Linked DNA regions of Homo sapiens: regions 1, 3 and 4 are each linked to region 2. A link is a loop called in an ENCODE intact Hi-C map of the cell type or tissue named here. Cell type or tissue: HCT116. All regions are shown on one strand.

Region 1 (5,000 bases), 290 kb after region 2:
ATAGGCTCCACCTCCAAATGCAGCTACACAGGGGGGTCAGGGCTGCAACATATGAAGTTGGGGAGGGGGCACAATTTAGACCCTAACAGGTGGTGATGGAGAAGAGCCAGGGTGCACCCCGGGTTCCCGCCACTGCGCCCAGGCAGAGAGGAGCACTGCCGGGGTGACGACCCAGCATCTGCCCAGCCTGGCCCCGCCCAGCCTGAGGCTGCTGGACCCTGGGCCTTGCCCAGACCGAGTGTCTGCCTGGCGGCTTCCGCAAATGAAGGGGTGTGTAGGGAGCGGGAGGACAGAGGAGGCAGCCTGGGCCGGGAAGCCCTGGGTGAAACACAGAGGGCAGCAGCCGGCTCGGGCAGGTGACCCCCTGGGCTTCCTGGAGGCACCGGCCTGGGAGTGGAGGGCCGGGCACAGGGAGGCAGTGGGGGTGCTGTGGCAGCACAGGACGGAGGGAGGGGTTGAATGTGTGGGGAGGGGGGTTGGGCATCTTGGTCACAGTTGCCAGCGAGGCCATAGGATGATTTACCAGGAAGACGAGGCTGTGCTGCCGCTGTCGGGGGCCAGCCCTCCCCGCGTGCCCGTCCCAACTGCTGTCTGCACATGGCTCCCCCTGTTTCCCTGTCTCCCTTCTGCCTCTCCAGAGCAGCTATCATCAGAGGGCCTTCTCAGGACCTCTCCTCTCCTCCCCGGCCCACACCCTTCTCCCCAGGCTCCAAGTCCCGCCTCTCTCAGCCCCTTCAATGCTCTTCTCCCCTCTCTGCCCCTCCCTGGGTGCCTCTGTACCCCATGAGGCTGGAAGCCAGCAGCCGGCAAGTCCCCCTCCTCATCTCGTCCGGGCAGCACCTAGAATTCTGTTGGGAGCTGCTGAGCCTGTGGAACATGGGGCCAGTTGCTGAGGACCGGGCAGCTTGGGGTGGGGCGTGGGTTCCTGGAACCCATGAGCCTCGTGGGCCACCCTCACGGGGCCTTCCGGCACCTGATCACTTCCTTCCCCTTCTCTCTCTCTGCCCTTGTCCCAAGGCCTCAAGGAGACCTCCCCACCACAGGAGGAGAGAGCATGGCTGCTGCCCCGGCCTCAGGCTTGCCAGGGGCCTGCGTCATCTTGCTTGGTCCTATGGTCATCTTGTTTGGTCCTATGGTGACCGCGTTCGGTGTGCCCCTGGGGTCCCGCATGCCCTGGTCAGGGGTCCATGTTCCTTGTGTCCTCAACTTCTGGGGCCCCCTCCTGTCACCCAATGCCAGCATGGGTCATTTGAGCCTCGCCTCCTGTCCAGGTGAGGCCCTGGGCCCTGTCCCTCCCCACATGCTTTCTTCAGGGGGAGGGGCTGAGAGCTGCTGTCCTGCCAGTGGCTGTGGTCCGTGGGCTCTGGAGAGGCCCCTAGGCTTGGCAGGCAGCCAGGCCCAGCCTCCTTCCACATTGAGGGGGCCATCCACTTCAAGCAGCCCCACTTCTGACACCAGCCTCAAGCGTAGAGGCTTCCAGAACCACTCTCAGGCCCGGTTGTTTGCTAGAGGACCTCGGAGCCCAGCAGTCATGGTTCTCACGCTCAGGGTTCATTACAGCTAAAAGACACAGGGTGGAACCAGCTGAGAGAAGCGGCCGCGGAGGTTAGGGCATGGAGGCCTGTAGGTTAGGGCACGGAGCATCCTGCCCTCTGCTGTGAAGCCAGGACGGTGTCATCTTCCTGGCACTGATGTTTGACAGCACCTGGGGAGGCTCACCCAGCAGGGAAGGCCCTCGACCCACCTGGGGAGGCTCACCCAGTAGGGAAGCCCCTCAACCCACCAGGGGAGGCTCACTCAGCAGGGAAGCCCCTGGGCCTCCATGCCCGAGTCTTCACCAGCTTCATCATGGCGGCTTGGGAGGTGTACATGGCTGACCTGAGTCTCCAGGCTTTCTAGAGGTCAGCTGATCCCGTGAGACCCCAGACCAGCCCCCACATCACATTGTTACTTCCTGGCTAGACGAAGACCCTGAGTAAATAAAGACACTCATCAGTAAGCCGTTCCAGGGGCTTAGACATCCTGTCCTAGAAGCTGAGGGCAGAGGCCTGACCCTCCTGTGGCAGGGGTGAGATTCCTCACAGCAAGGCCTCTTTCCTCCACCCTCCCCTCGGGTGGCCGAGCTCTTCAGCTGCAGAGCAGTGGCTGGGAGGCAAGCGGTTCCCGTGCACTTCCCTCCCCTAGGCCTGCCCTGCCTGCTAACAGTGGTGCCATGGAGACCCCTGTGAGAATGTGGACCCCTTCTCCTGGGTTGGGATGGGGGCAGACCTAGGTGCTGGACAGAGCCTGGACATGGCTGTGGAGGGAGAAGGTCCCAGGGGACTCTAGCAGGCTGGCTGGCAGAGGACTCCGCCCAGCAGCCCTGGGGCCGCTGACTCACACTTTCCTCCCATGCTCCCTTCGTGGGTGGGGGCGTTCTAATTGGGAGTCCCTGACTTGGTGCTGCACATATGTTCTGAGAAACTTGTAGATAAACAAGTATTTTTAAAAATGGCAGTAGATTTGAAATGCACTCAGAAACTTTCCATTTCCACGTTAAAGGGACCTTTTGTAAAGTGACTCACCAGCCAATTTGTGTTTTTTAAACATCAGATTTGCCTAAAAGGAGGCACACCTGTTAACCATCTTTTGTGTGTGTGTGTGTGTGTGTGTGTGTGTGTGTGTGTGTGTGTGTGTATGAGACGGAGTCTTGCTCTGTTGCCCAGGCTAGAGTGCAGTGGCATGATCTCAGCTCACTGCAACATCCGCCTCCCAGGTTCAAGCGATTCTCCTGCCTCAGCCTCCTGAGTAGCTGGGATTACAGGAACACGCCGCCATGCCTGGCTAATTTTTTGTATTTTAGTAGAGACGAGGTTTCACCGTGTTGCCCAAGCTGGTCTCAAACTTCTGAGCTGAGGCAGTCTGCCTGCCTCGGCCTCCCAAAGTGCTGGGATTACAGGCATGAGCCACCGCGCCCGGCCCCTGTTAACCATCTTACAGCATTCATAAGTCTGCTCTTGGAGAGGATGCCAAGACACCAGGGCGCCCAGAACTCACACAAGCAGCCCTGCCTTTGATTTCATTGGTGCTTTGTGTGTTTCAAAATGCTTTCCTATTTTTCATTGCGTATGATCTCACAACCACATTGTGAGGGGGACTGCAGGTGGGAGGTGGGTATCACTTCTCCCGTTTAGAGGTGAACGTGCTGAGGTCTGGAGATGAAGGGGCTTCTCCAAGATTGCCCTGTGTAAAAGTGGCAGAGCTGCAGGCGTTTGTGAACCTCGGAGCGCCTGAGCGCCTCTGAATTTTGTGCACACGTGTGTGTACATGCACACAGGCAACCATTGTGAGCACTGGGTGGTCCTCGTTGCCTGCTATGCACTTCCGAAGCTCCTGTTTGACCTCCTGCATCTGCAAGAACCCTGCCAAGACGTAGGTCTTGGCAGTGGTGAGGCGTTGGCTCATCTTTGGTTTTCTGGAAACACCTCTGATGATGGACATTTTCAGGAGAAAGGTTGGCACAGGAGAGCACAGAGCAGTGGGTGGCACCCCAACATGGGGAGAGGCCTCTCACGGGGAAAAGGCATCTTAGCAACTCGAGAGACAGATGAGCCATTCCCAGCCACGTATGCCTGAAACATCCATACACACATGTGTGCACAGGCATGGCCGGGCAGCCCACAGAGGTGAGGAGGGGGCGTGGGGAAAAATGAAATCATGGATAATTGCTTAGCTGCCATGGGAATGTTGCCTGCTAATTTACAGCATTAGGAGGACTCAGGATGCCACGCTTCCTCCTGAGCTTGGACGATACGGTCCCTTGACACCAGCAGACGTAATTATCCACATTTAACTGAGGGCTTGTAAAATCTATTTGTCTAGCAGAATGTGAATATAATTGCTATAGATTAAATAAGGATACATTTGTAGCTGGGTGGTGACCCAGTCTGAGCTAGCACAGACAAGGGTGCCATCTCCTCAAACCTACTGCCTGGTACCAGGCTGCATGGGAAGGGGCTGGGTCTTCCGTGCCATGTCCTCCCTCACTTTTTGGGAAGGAATTCCTCTCCCAAACCTCCTTCTCAAGCAGCAAGTCTAAGGAGAGTGGATTTGCCACCCAGACTTGGGGGATGCCAGGGCACTTGGCACAGCCACATCCATCCCTCTCTGTCTTGGTCTTAGTCTGCCACTTCCTGATTTTCTCCCAGACCTCCTTGCCAAGAAGCATCCCTGAGCTGGGATGCTGCCCTGAGACTTGGCCCCACGACTGACCACCTTCACATGTCTGGGCATCTATGTCTGTGCCTTTCTTCTTGCTCTTGGCCAGAGGCCGCAGGCTCTTGGCTGACACACACGGCTTTCTCGCGTGGCACGGTGTGAATCCTTCTTTATGAAATTGTTCAAGGAGATTATCTAGTGGAGGGAAAATTGGGGGCAGGTACCTTTCTTTTGCTGTAGGAAGAACGTGGCCAACTTTTAGTGTGGGAAACGTGTGTGCACGCGTGTGCATGGGTGGGTGTGCAAGGAGGGAGGACTAGGCAGCTGGATGGAACACATACATCCCTGCGATTGGAAAAAACTTTTTGTCGTTGTGGTAAAATATGCATAACATAAAATGTACCATCTTAACCATTTTTAAGTGCACTGTTCAGTGGCATTAAGTACATTCATCTTGTTGTGCGGCCATCACCATCCATCTCCAGAATGTTCTCATCTTTCTAACCTGAAGCTCTGTCCCCAGGAAACACGAAGCCCCCTTCCTATCTCCCCAGCCCCTGGCATCTCCATTCTCCTTTCTGTCTCTGAATCTGATGACTCTAAGGACCTCACATGAGTGGACTCACACAGGATTTGTCCTGTTGTGACCAGCTTACTTCACTCAGCGTCATGTCCCCAGGGTTCTCCCATGTTGTGTGTGTCAGAATTTCCTCCCATTGTAAGGCTGGTCATATTCCCTCTATGCATGGAGCATGTTCTGTTTCTCCATTCGTCCATCCGTGGACACTGGGCTGCCGCCCCGT
Region 2 (5,000 bases):
AAAAGGGAAATTCTTAATTCTTTTCTTTTAATTGACAATGTTCTGAATAGAGTTGGAGGCTTGTTTTTCCAGTGGATTACCGATGGGTTTTGGTTTGCTTTCTCTCTTTAAATCTATTTATAGCTTTTGTGTATTCATTGTGTATTCAGCAATCATACACAATGAGTACACAAAAAATCACACAACCAATACACAAAAGGTAAAAGTAGATTTAAAAAGTGAGACACCAAGGCTTGATTTTAGGCTCAATTTGTCCCCTCTTTGGCCAAAGATTTCTAATTTTTTTCCCCTCAAAACTGGTAGGCCAGGGTGCCAGGGTGCCGTCCCATCAGTGGTGGGAGGAAAGGGTAGTTGCCCCAGACAGTGGGTGAATGCCAGGGTGCCAGTGTCAGGGAGGGGAGGGGCTGGTGGGTGAATGCTAGGGTGCCAGTGTCAGGGACGGAGGGGCTGGTGGGTGAATGCCAGGGTGCCAGCATCAGGGAGGGGAGGGGCTGGTGGGTGAATGCCAGGGTGCCAGTGTCAGGGACGGAGGGGCTGGTGGGTGAATGCCAGGGTGCCAGCGTCAGGGAGGGGAGGGGCTGGTGGGTGAATGCCAGGGTGCCAGCATCAGGGAGGGGAGGGGCTGGTGGGTGAATGTCAGGGTGCCAGTGTCAGGGAGGGGAGGGGCTGGTGGGTGAATGCCAGGGTGCCAGCATCAGGGAGGGGAGGGGCTGGTGGGTGAATGCCAGGGTGCCAGCATCAGGGAGGGGAGGGGCTGGTGGGTGAATGCCAGGGTGCCAGCGTCAGGGACGGAGGGGCTGGTGGGTGAATGCCAGGGTGCCAGTGTCAGGGAGGGGAGGGGCTGGTGAGTGAATGCCAGGGTGCCAGCATCAGGGAGGGGAGGGGCTGGTGGGTGAATGCCAGGGTGCCAGCGTCAGGGACGGAGGGGCTTGTGGGTGAATGCCAGGGTGCCAGCATCAGGGAGGGGAGGGGCTGGTGGGTGAATGCCAGGGTGCCAGCATTAGGGAGGGGAGGGGCTGGTGGGTGAATGCCAGGGTGCCAGCGTCAGGGACGGAGGGGCTGGTGGGTGAATGCCAGAATGCCAGTGTCAGGGAGGGAGGGGCTTGTCGAAGAGAAACTTTCTTCAGGGCCATTGATTTCCCTGCCTTGTTTGAAGTGCCTGGATTGGGCTCTCTGAAACCAACAACATCTTATTAGAAGACAAGGACTTCTTCTCTTTTCTTTCTTTCTTTCTTTTTTTTTTTTTTTGAGACGGAGTTTCACTCTTGTTGCCCAGGCTGGAGTGCAATGGTGTGATCTCGGCTCACTGCAACTTCTGCCTCCCAGGTTCAAGTGGTTCTCCTGCCTCAGCCTCCCGAGTACCTGGGATTACAGGCATGCGCCACCATGCCTGGCTAATTTTTGTATTTTTTAGTAGAGATGGGGTTTCTCCATGTTGGTCAGGCTGGTCTCGAACTCCCGACCTCAGGTAATCCTCCCGCCTCGGCCTCCCAAAGTATTAGGATTACAGGCGTGAGCTACTGCTCCCGGCCTTTTCTTTCTTTAGAGACAGGGTCTCTCTCTGTCACCCTGACTGGAGTGCAGTGGCATGATCACGACTCACTGCAGCTTCGACCTCCCGGGTTCAAGCGATCCTCCCATCTCAGTGTCCTGAGTATCTGGGACCACCACGCCTCACTAATTTTTGTGTTTTTTTTTTTTTTTTTGTAGAGATGAGGTCTCGCCATATTGCCCAGGCCTGGCAGGTGTTTCTGATAGTCACAAAGCCCCTGCTACTGGGGAAAGAGAAAGGAAGGCCCAGCTAAGACCCAATTAAGAAAATCCCAGAACCAAGAACGAATTGACTGTTCGGCTTTGGTAATCTCCAACGTGTCCACCAGGTGGTGCTGTCCAGCCACGAATCTCCCAGCTTTGATCTCGGGCTTTGGCCGAGGGCACCTCCAGGGCTGGGGTCTCTCATCGTGTTGTCCCCACTTTATTCCAACGTCCACCCCAGGCCTGGGGGAGCCCAGGGAGGACCGAGTCTCCTGGGCCCCGCAGGGCGCACAGAGGTGAGTTTGGTGGTGCCGTCCCGACCTCGACAAGCATCCCAGCGAAGCAGGCTGAGCGCCCGGCTGGCTCCCTCAGGTCCCCTCTTCCGGGCCTTCTCCGTCCTGTTGATTTGGGTGTTTTAATGCAGGAAAGTAGGACACTGGTTGTCACCTGCCTGCTCCTACAAGGAAAATGCATGTTTGTGTGGTTATCCGTGGCCACCCCCACCAGGGCCTGCGGGGGGCCCAGTGCAGTGGAGGTGGGGAGGGGACTCGTGGGCTCCAGGATCCGTGGAGAGTGAGTGTCAGCGGGAGGGCGTCCCCCGACCTTGGTCAATGGAAGCTGCTCTTCCTGGGGGTCCTGCGGGAGGCCCGTGATGGGGGTGGGGGAGGAGGGGTAAACACCGGGCCCTGATTGGCCGCCTGTCCTTGGGTCTTTGCTGGTCCTAAGAGGGAACGGGGAGCACAGCTGGGGTCACAGCCTCAGCTGGGACTCCTGCCCTCCAGCACCTCAGCATCCTCCCTGCGGGTGCTCTCCTGGGGGCTGCTCAGGGCAGGTGGCAAGTAGGGGGCTGTGGGACCAGAGACAGGGGGTGGACATGCCCAGGGCCTGCCCTTTTGGCCTGCCGTGGAGACCCACCCAGGAGCACCTGGGGGCTGACCCTCCCCTGCAGAGAGCAGGGTGAATCCCAGCCCTGCCCTCACCTAACAGCCGGGTTCGAGGGGAGCGTAATTTATAATGAACCCCACTCCTCCCCCAACACCCGCCACAGGCAGGAGCCAGCCTCTCTCCTGACACCAAAGTCATGCTCCTGACCCTGCAGGCCACAGGGTGAGGAGGACCCAGAGGGGCAGCAGGGTGGGGGCGTTTCATAAGCCAGGGAGAGCTGCCCCTGTACATCCTCAGGCCTCACAGTGGAGTGAGGGGCGGGGGTCGCCTGCGTCCTCCACAGGAGCTCCTGTCATTCCACCTCCGGGGGTGCACTTGCCGACTTACCCCAGCCCTGGACTCACAGGCTGTGCTGCTGTCTGCCCAGGGCCTGGCGATTGCTGCGCCCATGATGGGTCCCACAGGCAGGCCCTGCCCTCCCATCGCTGGCTTCTGAGCAGGGGCTTTGGGGCTGCTGGACCTCAGAGGCAGAGCCGGGGCTTCTGGTGTCCCTATGTCTTGGATGCCTGGTGTCCTGAGGCCAGCGCCCCCCAGCTTGCACTGGGACCGTCCATGGAAGCAACTCCTCTTTCATCTCAGGCACTGGGGGTCCCAGGGCCAGGGAAGGGGCTGCGCAGCACCTCAGGAGCCCAGAAGAGCTGCCCGCCAGGGAGGAGGAGCTGGGGGGAGCAGAGGCCTGGACCAGCTGGGATGTTCCCATCGGCGTGTCCCTCCCGCCCAGGCCACGTGGGCAGGGGAGGAAGAAGGGAGGAGGAGCGGAGGGGCCCTTGTCTTCCCAGAGCCTCTCCCTTCCTCCCCTCCCCCTCCCTCTGCTCATCTCATCATGAGACAGCTGGCAAGGGCCTTCGGCTGCCCTGGAGTGCCCCTGCCCTGGCCAAGCTCTTGCCGCCCCCTTCTTCTGGAGGTGCCAGATGGGGCGGGCCCAAGGCAGTGGAGGTCTGGGCCCTGGCTCCAGCTCTGTCTCCTCCTGAGGGCCCTGGAGGAGCCAGGAGGAGGGCCTAGCAGGGCCGGGCAGATGGTGGGCCGGGAGGAGGGGCTGCCTGGGTAGACGGACCGACTGGCAAGACAGATGGTGGACCAGGCAGGGGTCCGGAGCCCGCCCCATCTGCTCCAGTCCCTGGTGGGACTTTTCTTGTCCACCTCGGGCTGAACTGGGATGGACTGTGTGGGTGGCTGTGGCCCAGGCCGGATTCTGTCACACTGGGTCCTCTGTCCCTGGGGCATGGCCAGCCGGGTGCTCATCTGGGGTCTTGAAGCCTCCTCCTGGCAGCTGGCACGTGGCTGGAGGTCATCATGTTTCGGGGGCTCCTGAGGGTCTGGGGGCCATGACTGAGCAGAGCCTGGGGCGCGTCCCGGGAATGAAGCCACCGCTGCAGATGAGGGGCTTTGTAGGTGGGTGGGTGACTGTAGCCCCTGGAGGGGCTGCCTGGGGCCCAACGCTGATAGGGCCCGGGACAGGAAGATGCTTAGTCACGTGTTTGCGCTGCAGGTGCACCCCCAGCCCAGGCGACATCAACGGCCAGCCCCACACACGTGAGGAGGGATTGTGGGCCCAGGGGCGCTCAGGATGGGGCCGGGCTGCTTCTCAGAAGAGGGGACGCTGAGCCCAAGCAGGCTGCACTCCTGCTTGGACGGAAGGTGGATGGGTGGGGTGGGAAGGGGTGGGAAACGCCCAGCCCTGATGGGCTTGCGGGAGCCTGCGGGAGGGCCTTGCGTCTAGCTAAGGCGTGGGGAGCACCTCCCGTGGCCCCGTCCTTAGACCCCCGAGGGGTGGGGCGCTGCGGGTGGATCCTGGGGGTCTGAGGGTGCCAGGAGGATTTCTCATGTTGAGTTCTAGTGTTGATGATGCTAATCCAAAAAATACCTGAACCAAAAACCAATTCCAAAGAAAATCCCGTGCAGCAATGGCTTTCGATCGGCTGCGGCTTCTGTGGAACAGCTTCGGTGTCTTTGGCGTTTGGTGTTTTCGGACAGGCTCGGAAGTCACGCTCCCCAGGCTCAGGAACCCCTCCTTTAAAGGAGGTCGGTCCGTTTCCTCAAGTCACAGGAGCAGACGCAGGGTGGGGGCGTGGGGCGTCATGGGGAACAGCAGGCGGGGTGCCAGGGTCAATGTTAAGGTCCAGGTCACTCTCCAAGGAGCCCGCTGAGGGCTCAGGGCTCAGGGCTCAGGTGGCCCTCCTGCCCGCCCCACCTCTTGCTCCCTCCAGCAATGTCTTCCTGCTGCCAGCTCTGGGAGCCGGAACGCTGCCTTCAAGGCTGGGCCCATCACGAGGACAGCTGCGCACTGTCCCCTGCTCACT
Region 3 (5,000 bases), 520 kb after region 2:
CTGCTGGAGGTGGACCCTTGCTGCCTCTACCCAGGGGTCAGCTCAGACCCACCCGCTGTTGATGGAAGAACAAACCTTGACCTCTTCCCATGGGTCTCTACTCAGGAACCCTGAATGCTGTTTCCTCAGTTCAATTCTAACCAAACATGGTGCAAATTCATGCCGGCCGTAGCAATGGGAGCTACCCAAATTGTACCCACATTGTGTGTACAGTCTTCCCTTTTGGACACCCTGAGAGTGCAGGGCTCCTGTTCCCCATCGGTATGCAAGAGCTGTGCTCACTCAGCCCCCTCCCTTTATGCACGGCTTTGCTCTACAAGTTTTGGTCAGTGGCCCCAGTCCCTCCTGGGAGCTACAGGGAGCGGCAGTGGCTTCAGCTTCTGGTCTAAGCTCCCCCTTGTCACTCTTTCAAAGCCTTCACCCTTTGAATAAAATTAAGACGGAAAAGGTTTGTGTACCACGAGGCAGAGTTTCTTGGCACTCAGGGTGATAAAAACCTAACTGGGCTCCCCGGAGAGACAGCAGGGTCTCCCCCAGTGGAGAGCTTCAAGGGGAAAAAAAAGAGAGCACGTGTCTCTGAAGGCTTTGGTGTCTGCCAGCTAGAAGGCCGGGGACTGGGCGACGTGATGCCACTTCCCCTTCCAGCCCCATCACTCTTGTCCCTGAGGACTCCTTTCTTCTTCTTCACTCTGTTTTTTTGTTTTTTTTTTTTTTTTTGGTGAGACAGAGATTTACTCTTGTTGCCCAGGCTGGAGTGCAATGGCGCGATCACGGCTCACCGCATCCTCCGCCTCCCAGATTCAAGTGATTCTCCTGCCTCAGCCTCCCGAGTAGCTAGGATTAAAGGCATGTGTCACCACGCCTGGCTAATTTTGTATTTTTAGTAGAGATGGGGTTTCACCATGTTGCCCAGGCTGATCTCAAACTCCTGGCCTCAGGTGATCCACCCGCCTTGGCCTCCCAAAGTGCTGGGATTACAGGCGTGAGCCACTGCACCCGGCCTTCACTCTGTTATTTGATTGGGGGAAAGAGGTGACCTCAAACAGGAGGCTGGAGTTGACCCTGATGCTGAAGGAGAGCAAGTGGGGGTACCAAGAGTGATGTTAGCGGTGCATGCCTCCTGGGTGGGCTGCGTGGAGCAGCGAGTGATATGGGTTTTCCTTGGCTGGTGCGATCCCTGCCCTGGCAGGAGCAAAGGCTGTCATCAGTCATGTCTGCAGTGGGGGCCCAACCATCCAAGGGCACTTCACTGGATACCCAGTCCGAGCTGGAGTCATCATCTCCAAGCAAATATACAACTTCCCAAGCCATTCAGGACTCTCTTTTCTGTAGCCATCTATGGTCTGGGCACAAGGGCACACATGCACAGGCTTGGGCAGGACAGGAGGGCTCGGGGCTGGTGGGTCAGCTGAGCACGGGGTGAGGGCCCAGGAAATTGGGCGCTGCATGGAAGATCAGCTAGGAACGCTGAGGGAGGGCTTCCTTGGTCTAGCAGCAGCTCCTCTCCTTGGCGTCATCACAGGGCTCAGCAACCCACTGAGTCCTCGCGACCTCCTGCCTAATGAGAAAGAGGAAATTCGAGATAATTGCTGCACAGACGGAGCGGTGGTGTGATTAGTAAACGCCCAAGCTATTGCAAATGACTATTACATTAACGGATTTGGTTTGGGGTTGATCCTGTTAGGAGAGAGAGCCAAGGGCTAACGACGAGCATGTTCACAGAAGGGCATGAGCCCAGCACAGTAGTCGAAGGGAAGAAAAGGGCTCCCATAAATCCAAGTTCCAAGTCTTGCCTTCTGGCCCAGACGCTGCCTCTAACTGGTTGTGTGACCTTGGACCACCTCTGTGATCCTAAAAGGGTCATCATATATCGAATGGGCATCATTACACCTTCCCTACCTAACTTGTGATGATCAGGTGAGATACATGAAGGCTCTTTGAAAAGGTTAGGAAAGCACTGAGCAGATACAAGGTATTGTTACAGTTAGCAATCAGTAATAATAAATTGCCATTCTCCCCCTTTGTGTGCTTCTGTTCCTGGGAAGTTTAAGCAAATGGCCAGGCTCTTGAGCCTTCAGATGAGAGACAGAAATCAAAGTGCCCCCCTCTTCCTTTGGCTTCTGTGGGATTCTGGGCCCAGTTTGCCAAACGGTGGCTTGGCCACAGCTGGCACTGAAGACCAAAGATCTGTTTCTCCCAGGCTCTGCTCAGCCTAGGCTGTCTCCTTGCCAGGAGCTCATGGCCCAGATGCAGCAGGAGCTTGCAACGAGCTTTCCAGGGCCGCAGCTTCCAAGGCCTCTTACCCACCGAGCCCTGGGGTGGAACATCACAGTGCTGGCTGCTTTCAGATGTTCCTTTTGCTCGGTGTAGAGCTCGCTCGCCTTCCACAGAAGAGGAGAAGGGAGAAGTCCTGGGGGCTCATTTAAAATAAATAAAGCTTGGCAACAGTGCGGAGTGGAAGGAGCAGAGTGAGCGGCACCCACAGCCCCTTCTCTGAGCGCATTCCTCCGGCTCCTGGGCCCCCGAGGGGAGAGGAACTTGCAAGAGAGAGATGTGCTTATAACTGCAACCCTGTGCAACTCCTGGCTCTGCCCATATATCTCAAGTGTGCCCTTCGCTTTCAGTCTCCCTGTATTTATTATGTTTAATTTTGCTGGGACATGGTTGTAAGTGAGACGGATGGACCCGAATGTGGCTGGCAAACGCCTCTTAATTAAACAGATAAATAAACTTCCTTTGCACGCCGATTTTTACTTTTGCTGCAGTCTCTGCTGGGGCCAGGGGGACAGTGCCAGTGGGTGGGGGACCCCCGCTGAGCCGGAAGGTGAGTGCTGGCCCCGGCAGCTGGGCTGGGCTTAGCTTTCCCTCTGCACTGCTGAGGACCCCTGGCAGAGGGAGGCAGAGGGGGTTGGGGGTGGGGAGCACCCCAGCAGCCCTTCCTCGCAGGCCAGCCGGTGAAGGTGGTGTGAGTGGGCCCTCTGCTGGCCACCTCCAGCGAGGCCTCGCCTGCCAGGGCTGCACCGACGGCTCATCCCTGGGCTTGCTTCACCCCTGCTTGCAGGGACCCTCTGCCGGCTTTTCTGCCCTTCTGGGGAGATTAAACAGGCCAGAACAAAGTGGAAGCAGCCCCCGACTCCTGATATAAGGAAGCCGCCTCCTCTGGGAATGTGAGAATTTCTACATTTTTTTAAAAAAAGGCTGACGAGTTTCCCATCCCCAAGCTGACCTTGCCCCATGGTGTCTGCCGGGTTTCCCATCCGCAGCCTGACCTTCCCCCATGGTGTCTGCTGGGTTTCCCATCCCCAGCCTGACCTTGCCCCGTGGTGTCTGCTGGGGGCATCCCATGAAAGCCTGAGTGGGGGCTTCTCCCTGACTCCAACCCTGTTGCCCTGGCTGCTGAATTGGGACATTAATTCCCCTGCAAAGTGTTCCATGGTGATACAGGACTCCAGCTGGTCAGAGTGGCTTCTTGGCTCTCCCCACACCCCATCACACACACACAGGCACGCACACATCCTCCCATCCCTGAGCCATGCCCACCCCACCCCACTGTGGAGATCTAGTTCTGCCACTCTGCCTCTTTCGTCCCCCAGTGCTCATGCCCAAGCCCAGGCCAAATACCCCAGGGCTGGGGCAGGAAGGTCTGGCTCTGCGGAAAGCACGATGTATTTGTCGATGAAGGCTCGGCTTGGCGCGGCCAAGCACAGCTGCAACCAGAGACTGTGAGCTCACTCCTTGTCCTGGGAGCGCTGCTGCCAAGCTGCACACTGTCCTCACGGCGCAGGGGAAGCCTGAGGATGGTCGGCCTGGGCGCCTGGAAGGGGAAAGAGGGGCAGGAGCATGAGGAATTCACCTCCCTTCCTCCCCTAAAGGGAGTGTGGAGTTGCTTCCTTTCTACTATGATTTGCCACTTGCCACCTTGGGAATTTCCAAAGGACATGGGTAGGGGTCAAAAGAAATACTCCCCCAAGTCATCTGACCACAGGACTCATTTGGCCCACCTTTTGTTAAAAACACAGGCCACCTTGGAGTCTAGTATTCCCCTGCACACCTTTTAGCAAATGCTCTCCCAGGGAGAATCCTGTGTGTCCATTTCACAGAGGTACACACTGAAGAGATTCAGGGCATCTGGCAAGGTTACGTGGGCCAGAATTTCCCAGGCAGGCACGCTCAGGGAAGCTGGGGAAGACACGCCCTGCCCAACTGGAGGAGAGGCAGTGCCTGCACCCTCCAAGGCCCCTGCCAGGGAAGGTGACATAGGATGGGGGCAGGAAGGAGCCAGGAGATCTCCAAAGCCTTGGAACCATCGGAACCTTCTGAGGTGCCTCCCTTGCCTGATATTTATAGTGGTGCCCAGGAGCGCAGAAATAATTACAGCTCAGTTCCTGCCTGCCTAACAAGGCCCTTCTCAGATTCAGGGCGAATGGGGTATTTTTTCTTGCCTCTTTTTTTTAAGTAGTGAATATTAGCACTGGAGTGACAGCTCTTCCCAGCACGCAGCCTCCCTCCGCCCCAGGAGCGGGGGCAGCACAGCCACCAGGAGCACAGGCTTCCCCCACCCCCTGCTCAGGGCCACCCACCCCAGTCCACAAGGCACCAGGGGCTCGGGAGGGCTGCATGGGGCCTGGAGAATCTGAAAAGCTTCGTACCGCCCTGGTGCCAGGTACTGGAGGTAGGAGGTGATGAGGGCATGGTTCCTGCCGGTGGGGTCCGCAGAGTCAGGCCTGCGCGACACTCTGAAACGATCACAGCGGAGCACTGAGGTGCGTGCTGTTCGCTAACTGGCTCGTGCTGAAGCACAGCGTAACAGCCCCTGTCCCAAGAAATAAGCCAAACACACACGTTCAGATCCTTTTTCTGGAGGTATTATTTTCATTCCATTCTGCTATTCTCAGTCCTCTCTCTCTGGAGCTGGGTGTGATGAGCCGCCTGATGGAGGCAGGTGTCCAGACATGCTCCTGGGCCCAGTGCAATCTGGAGGTGAGGCTGGAAGGCAGGTG
Region 4 (5,000 bases), 95 kb after region 2:
AGGGGAGCAGGGGCCAGGCTCACCTGGCACTGAAAGGGTGGTACAATGGCAGGAGGCATCTTGGTAGTGACAGCCCTCTACATGTCTGAGCCCTAGGCAGCTGGACATGCCACCACCCTGCTCTCATCTGGACTGGCAACCTCTTGCCCGGTACACAGCTGCCCTCCTGCCCTCCCTCCTCTCCCACTATGTGGATCCCTGCCCGCTTACTAGATCCTCTGTTTCTTCCATCCCTCATTGCCCTCTTTCATGCTTTACACCCTTGTTTTGTTAGAGCACGTCCTCTGGTAGCTGAGAGATGGTGTGTGGGAAATAATTTTGTCGAGATCTCGCATGTGCAAATGTCTTTGTTTTAATCTCACGTTTGATTGTTAATTTTGTGAAGTAAGGGATTCCAGGCCAGAAATCACTTGCCATCAGCTTTTGAAGGCACGCTTTGTGATTGGTTAGCTGCCCTCTTTGTGTTGAGAATTCTGGAGCTATTCTCGTTCCTGCTCTTTTTTATGGCACCTGGAAACTTGGGGAAACATTTTTTTTTTTTCTTCAGTGATTTACTTTTCAAGATAATGTGCCTTGATATGAATCATTTCCATCGATTTTGTGGACAATTTGGAAACTTATTTCTGGAAAAAAATTCTTAAGTAATTGATGATTTCCTTTCTTCTCCTCCTCCTCCTTCTCTCTGGGGGCCCTATGGGGGTCGGGGTTAGAATTCCTTTTGTGTTGAGCCTCGTGAATTGATCATCTAGTTTTTTTTCATCCCCTCTTTCTTCTTTTTCTCCTCTTTGCCTTTTTGCTTTGCCTTCTGGGGCATTCCCTTACTTTTCTCTTCCAGCCTGTCTGTTGAGATGTTTTGTTTCTGCTCTCATGCTTTTAACTTCCCAGCTTTTTTGTTCTCTAAATGTTCTCCTTAAAATAGCACCCTGCTCTTGGTTCATGGATGCGGTATCTCCTCTGATCTCTGGGAGGATATTAAATACTGCTATTTCTGATGTTTTCTCCTCCCTGCCTAATATCTGTTTCCTCGAAGTCGGCCCCGCTCTGTTGCGTGTTTTGGCGGCTCCTTCTCATGAAGGCTTTCCGCAGGTGTCTGGTCATCCTTGGCTTTTTACTCACCTTAGGGGGGCTGCAAAGCTGGTTGGCAGCTCCGAGCAGGGAGTGGGGCCTGTGCTTGGAAGCAGCAAAGCTCTATCTTCAGGTTTCCCCTCTGGGTGCTGGTGAGATTCCCCAGAGGAGATTCTTCCGGCCTCCTGCCAGGAGGGTGGAGGTCAGGATGCTGACAGGTGCCGTGAGGGAAAAGGGGGGCTCTCCGTGCAGGACGCCCCTCTGTCCGCAGTGTCTGGCGGCCCCCAGGCCACAGAGGCTGCTTCAGTGTCCTCAGGGAATAAACCTCCAGAGGGGCTATCCGAGGATCTCCAGGCTTCCCCGGGTCTTGGGCCCCACGCCTTCTGAGCCTTCGGGGGATTCCATTGTCAGCCTTCCCTGCCTCTGGGCCGAGACTCAGCTCCGTGAGGGCGGGCCGCCACTTCTCCTGTGCCTCCCCGCTGCCCACAGCCGGCTACTGTTCTCTTTTCTCCTATTCTCCAGGTCGTTGGGGTTTATGCCTTTTTAAAGTTATTCTTATTTGAGATGGAAGTCTCACTCTTGTTGTCCAGGCTGGAGTAGTACAGTGGCGCGATCTCGGCTCTCTGCAACCTCCACCTCCCGGATTCAAGTGATTCTCCTGCCTCAGCCTCCCAAGTAATTGGGATTACAGGCACCCACAACCACACCTGGCTAGTTTTGCTATTTTTAGTAGAGACGGCGTTTCACCATGTTGGCCAGGCTGGTCTCGAACTCCTGACCTCAGGTGATCCACCCACCTCAGCCTCCCAAAGTGCTGGGATTACAGGCTTGAGCCACCATGCCCAGCCCCTTTTTAAAATTTTCTCTTTGTAGTTTTAGTGGGATTTTTCAGAGGGCACGAAATTAGCTCTGTGCCTTCAGTCGTCCTGTTGGCCCCAAGCCCAGTCTCCCTGTGTTTCTCTCCTAATGATTATTACCAAGGACTCCCCAGTCCTCCCCATGTGCTCACTTTTTAAAAATTAAAGTTTCCAAATCAGAGGTTTTAAAAATTCTCTTAGATGACGTCCCCAAATGGAAAATCTCCCGGTTAGTGCTGGTATGTCCTGCTGGCCCTGACACTTACTCTCTTCCGGCCAGATCCCTGTCTACGACAGCTGAGCACGAAGGGCAAACTCTCTGGGGCTGGTAATGAGGCCGGCCTGGCTGGGGCCTGTTCCCAAGGGGTGTCCTCACGCGCAGGCCCTGTGGCCAGTCCCAACCACAGAGGCCAATTTCAGTTTACCACCCGGGCGTCTGAGCAGGCCCACCGTGTCCTGAGTCCTGGGCTGGGACTGGTGGAACTTGGAACAAGATTTGGTGCTGTCTTCAGAGAGCTCTTCCAGAACGTCCCCAAGGAATGATTTACCGGGCCCTATGCTTTGCAGGGACCCCTCTTCCACTCGGGCACACAGCTCTGCCAGGTCAATGTGTCCCCACTTCACAGGCACATGCAGAACTCGCATGGGGAGCTGAAGGGAGACGGAGATGGGCTCGAATCCCACTCTTCGAGAGGTTTCTGCGAGGAGGCTCCAAAGGGCAGTAGGGTCTGGACCAGAGAGGAAAAGGCTCCCCAGGGAGAAGAAATGTGGGCAAGGGACAAGCGGGACCGACAGGGGGCACTGCCGGCACAGCGAGGCAAGAGCCCTGCCTGCAGGGAGACAGGTGCCTGCCAGGCAGTGGCTGGGCCCAGCCGGGAGTTGGAGGCCACGAAAGCCTGGACCATCTGACAGCAGAGAACCAAGAGGCCCAATTAGGGCTTTAGAGCTGGAATGCGCCATTTCAAATCCGGTGGCAGGGGAAAGTTCAGTCAACCAGGCGGCTGCCTTGCTCGTAGACACGGCATTTATCTGGTGGTTAGCTGTGGGGCTGTTTAGCTGTATGCTTGGAATTGTATAACACGATTCCCACCGGCCAAGACAGATCAATGACCCAGACGGGCTGGAGGGCCAGAAATTAAAAGCATGACGCTCATAAGTGGGCAGCGGCCACTGTCTTGGCCACCGTCTCTGCTGCCCTGCAGGGGGGGCAGCCAGCAGCCCAGAGCCCCTACTACCGAGAAGCTCCAAATCCATACTCCCCTCTTCCTGGCCTCTGGGTCTTCCAGGCCCCTACCAAACCCCAGATTCCATGATGTGCTTTTCACCTCACACAGAAAAGCAGGACAGTCAGGTGCGAGGAGGAGGCTAATTGTTCCAGGAGCAGCCTTCAGGAGCAAAAGTGACATGGGGACGGGTTTGGATCTGTTTGTGTGTAATTTGGAAATGTCCTTCGATGGTGCAGGCTCGTTTCTCCAGCCTGGTTGCTGCACCAGAATGTCTTTTGTTTTGGAAATGATTACTCAGCCTCCTGCCTAAACCTGTTTGGGACCGTCCAGACCTTCTTGCCCACTTCTGGTGTTGTGTGCCAGTGGTGGGCTGACCCCAGCAATAGATCTCTCCTGCCTTTCCAGAGGGTCCCCACTCCACTGTGTCCTCAGCCTCTGCTCTCCTGCTCCCTCTGCACCAAGGATAGAGACCCTCCCAGAACTCACACCAGGCCCCTTACTCTAGATGCTGGGGGAGGCTGGGACTGGGGACAGGAGCTACCTGATCTTTTGATTTTAGGGAAATCCTAAGCTGACCTCCCACAGTCCTTCCTCTCCAGCCAGGCACAGGTGGAAATGTTTAAATGGGTTGGGTTGGCCAATCTGGACTAACAGCACGGAGTGGGCCCGATCCCTTCCTTTCCAGTGGTCCTCCAGGAAGTCAGGGCACCTGGGCCTAGTGAGGGGGTTTGGGGTATGTGGGCAACTCAAAGGCATGGCATGGCATGCGGGGTGGGGTGGCATTCGTCCCTGATGCTTGGTGACCACGTCCCATTGCTGGGGATCCCTGGGCCTGGCAAAGAAAAATGGCCCCCAGGGACAGCGAGGCACAAGGGCAGGGGTCCTGTTAAGGGTCACCTGGGTTGATCCGCCCCCAAGATAGCTTGGAGGTGGGGAGGGGCAGCGGGCTTGGGGCTGCCCTTGAAGGGACCAGGGCAGCACTGGGTTCTGGGATCTTCCGTGTGTACCCCACCTCTTCTGTGCCCCTGCCCCGAGGAGTTGGCGCTGAAGGCTGCAGGGTGCTGACCGCCGAAGCCCACCCGGTCATGGCTCTCCCCGCTCCGCCGCCCTCCCCGGCCGCGCGACAGCCAGAGCCCCCTCCCATGCCGCGCGCTGCGCGCTCCGCTCGAGCTGCCACCGCCGCCCGCGCCGCCGCCGCGTGCTCCTGCTGCCGCCTCGCTCCAGCCGAACGAGCCAGAGGAACGAGAGAGAGAGAGAGAGAGAGAGAGAGAGAAGGAGGGCGGAGAGAGAGAGAGAGAGAGAGAGAGAGAGAGAGAGAGAGAGAGAAGGAGGGCGGAGAGAGGAGGGAGGAGAGAGAGAGAGAGAGGAGGCGAGGGAAGAGCGAGCGCGGGGCTGCTCCGAAGCCAGCAGAACCTCCTCGGACAGCGGCCCCAGCCGGGCCCCAGCAGCTCGCGTGGTCGGAGGAGAAGCAGCTGCCACAGCTGCCGCCCGAGCCCGGCCTCGCGCGCCCCTTGCCGCTGGCTCGCCGGTGCCTGTGCGGCCCCAGGACGCCGCTGCCCGCTCGGCGGCCGGGATGCAGCCGGGGCATGGCCGCCGGCCCCCAGTCACCTGCCGCGGGGAGCGCTGAGCCCGTGAGTAGCCTGGCCTCGTCGCCCGCCTCGCTCTGCGGCGGTCATTCCCATCGGGCTGAGCTGGGGGAGGGGGACATGGCCGCGGAGGGGCGCATGGGACCCCGCAGTGGGAGGCGGGCTGCTGAGCGCGGCCGGGGCTGACCCGAGGGCGCGTGGGGTGGGGTGGCGCCCTCGGGGTCAGGGGTCCCTGCGCGGGGTCGGGGTCCCTGGGTCCCTCCGGG

The links. Hi-C counts contacts between places; a loop is a spot of excess contacts. Peaks named below come from ENCODE experiments on the same cell type or tissue, not always from the same donor. Only the 100,000 strongest peaks of a DNase experiment are listed, where the experiment ranks them.
Region 1: a loop joins it to region 2, with 7 times the contacts of the local background. A loop is called at or near these places in 47 of 110 quality-filtered maps.
Region 3: it touches region 2 in a loop (7-fold over the local background); 4 of 110 quality-filtered maps call a loop at or near these places.
Region 4: it touches region 2 in a loop (4-fold over the local background); 13 of 110 quality-filtered maps call a loop at or near these places.

What each region holds. Positions count from the first base shown.
Region 1 is chr17:79,417,805-79,422,804 of GRCh38, reverse strand. The region is part of intron 2 of RBFOX3 (RNA binding fox-1 homolog 3); the gene reads left to right. Among named protein-coding and RNA genes, the nearest start is that of RBFOX3, 190 kb to the left of the region's middle. In HCT116, no CTCF peak of the experiment used is centred here; a DNase peak (open chromatin) is centred at 2,397; H3K27me3 peaks cover 2,049 bases.
Region 2 is chr17:79,705,684-79,710,683 of GRCh38, reverse strand. MIR4739 (microRNA 4739) reads left to right here and starts at 3,435; the gene lies at 3,435-3,508. It overlaps LINC02078 (long intergenic non-protein coding RNA 2078), which reads right to left and starts at 3,418. Exons shown (of 2, transcript NR_109783.1): 1 at 3,028-3,418; 2 at 1-2,212. RefSeq lists enhancers at 2,333-2,954, 2,955-3,576. In HCT116, a CTCF peak has its summit at 1,881 (motif pointing right); a DNase peak (open chromatin) is centred at 1,883.
Region 3 is chr17:79,186,132-79,191,131 of GRCh38, reverse strand. The region is part of intron 4 of RBFOX3 (RNA binding fox-1 homolog 3); the gene reads left to right. LOC124904069 (a long non-coding RNA gene) reads right to left here. Exons shown (of 2, transcript XR_007065925.1): 2 at 4,850-5,000. Among named protein-coding and RNA genes, the nearest start is that of ENGASE, 110 kb to the right of the region's middle. RefSeq lists a silencer at 2,886-3,045. In HCT116, CTCF peaks have their summits at 2,779 and 2,979 (motif pointing left); a DNase peak (open chromatin) is centred at 2,951; H3K27me3 peaks cover 4,463 bases.
Region 4 is chr17:79,610,605-79,615,604 of GRCh38, reverse strand. It overlaps RBFOX3 (RNA binding fox-1 homolog 3), which reads left to right and starts at 4,554. Exons shown (of 15, transcript NM_001350451.2): 1 at 4,554-4,779. In HCT116, a CTCF peak has its summit at 2,716 (motif pointing right); a DNase peak (open chromatin) is centred at 2,704; H3K27me3 peaks cover 1,480 bases.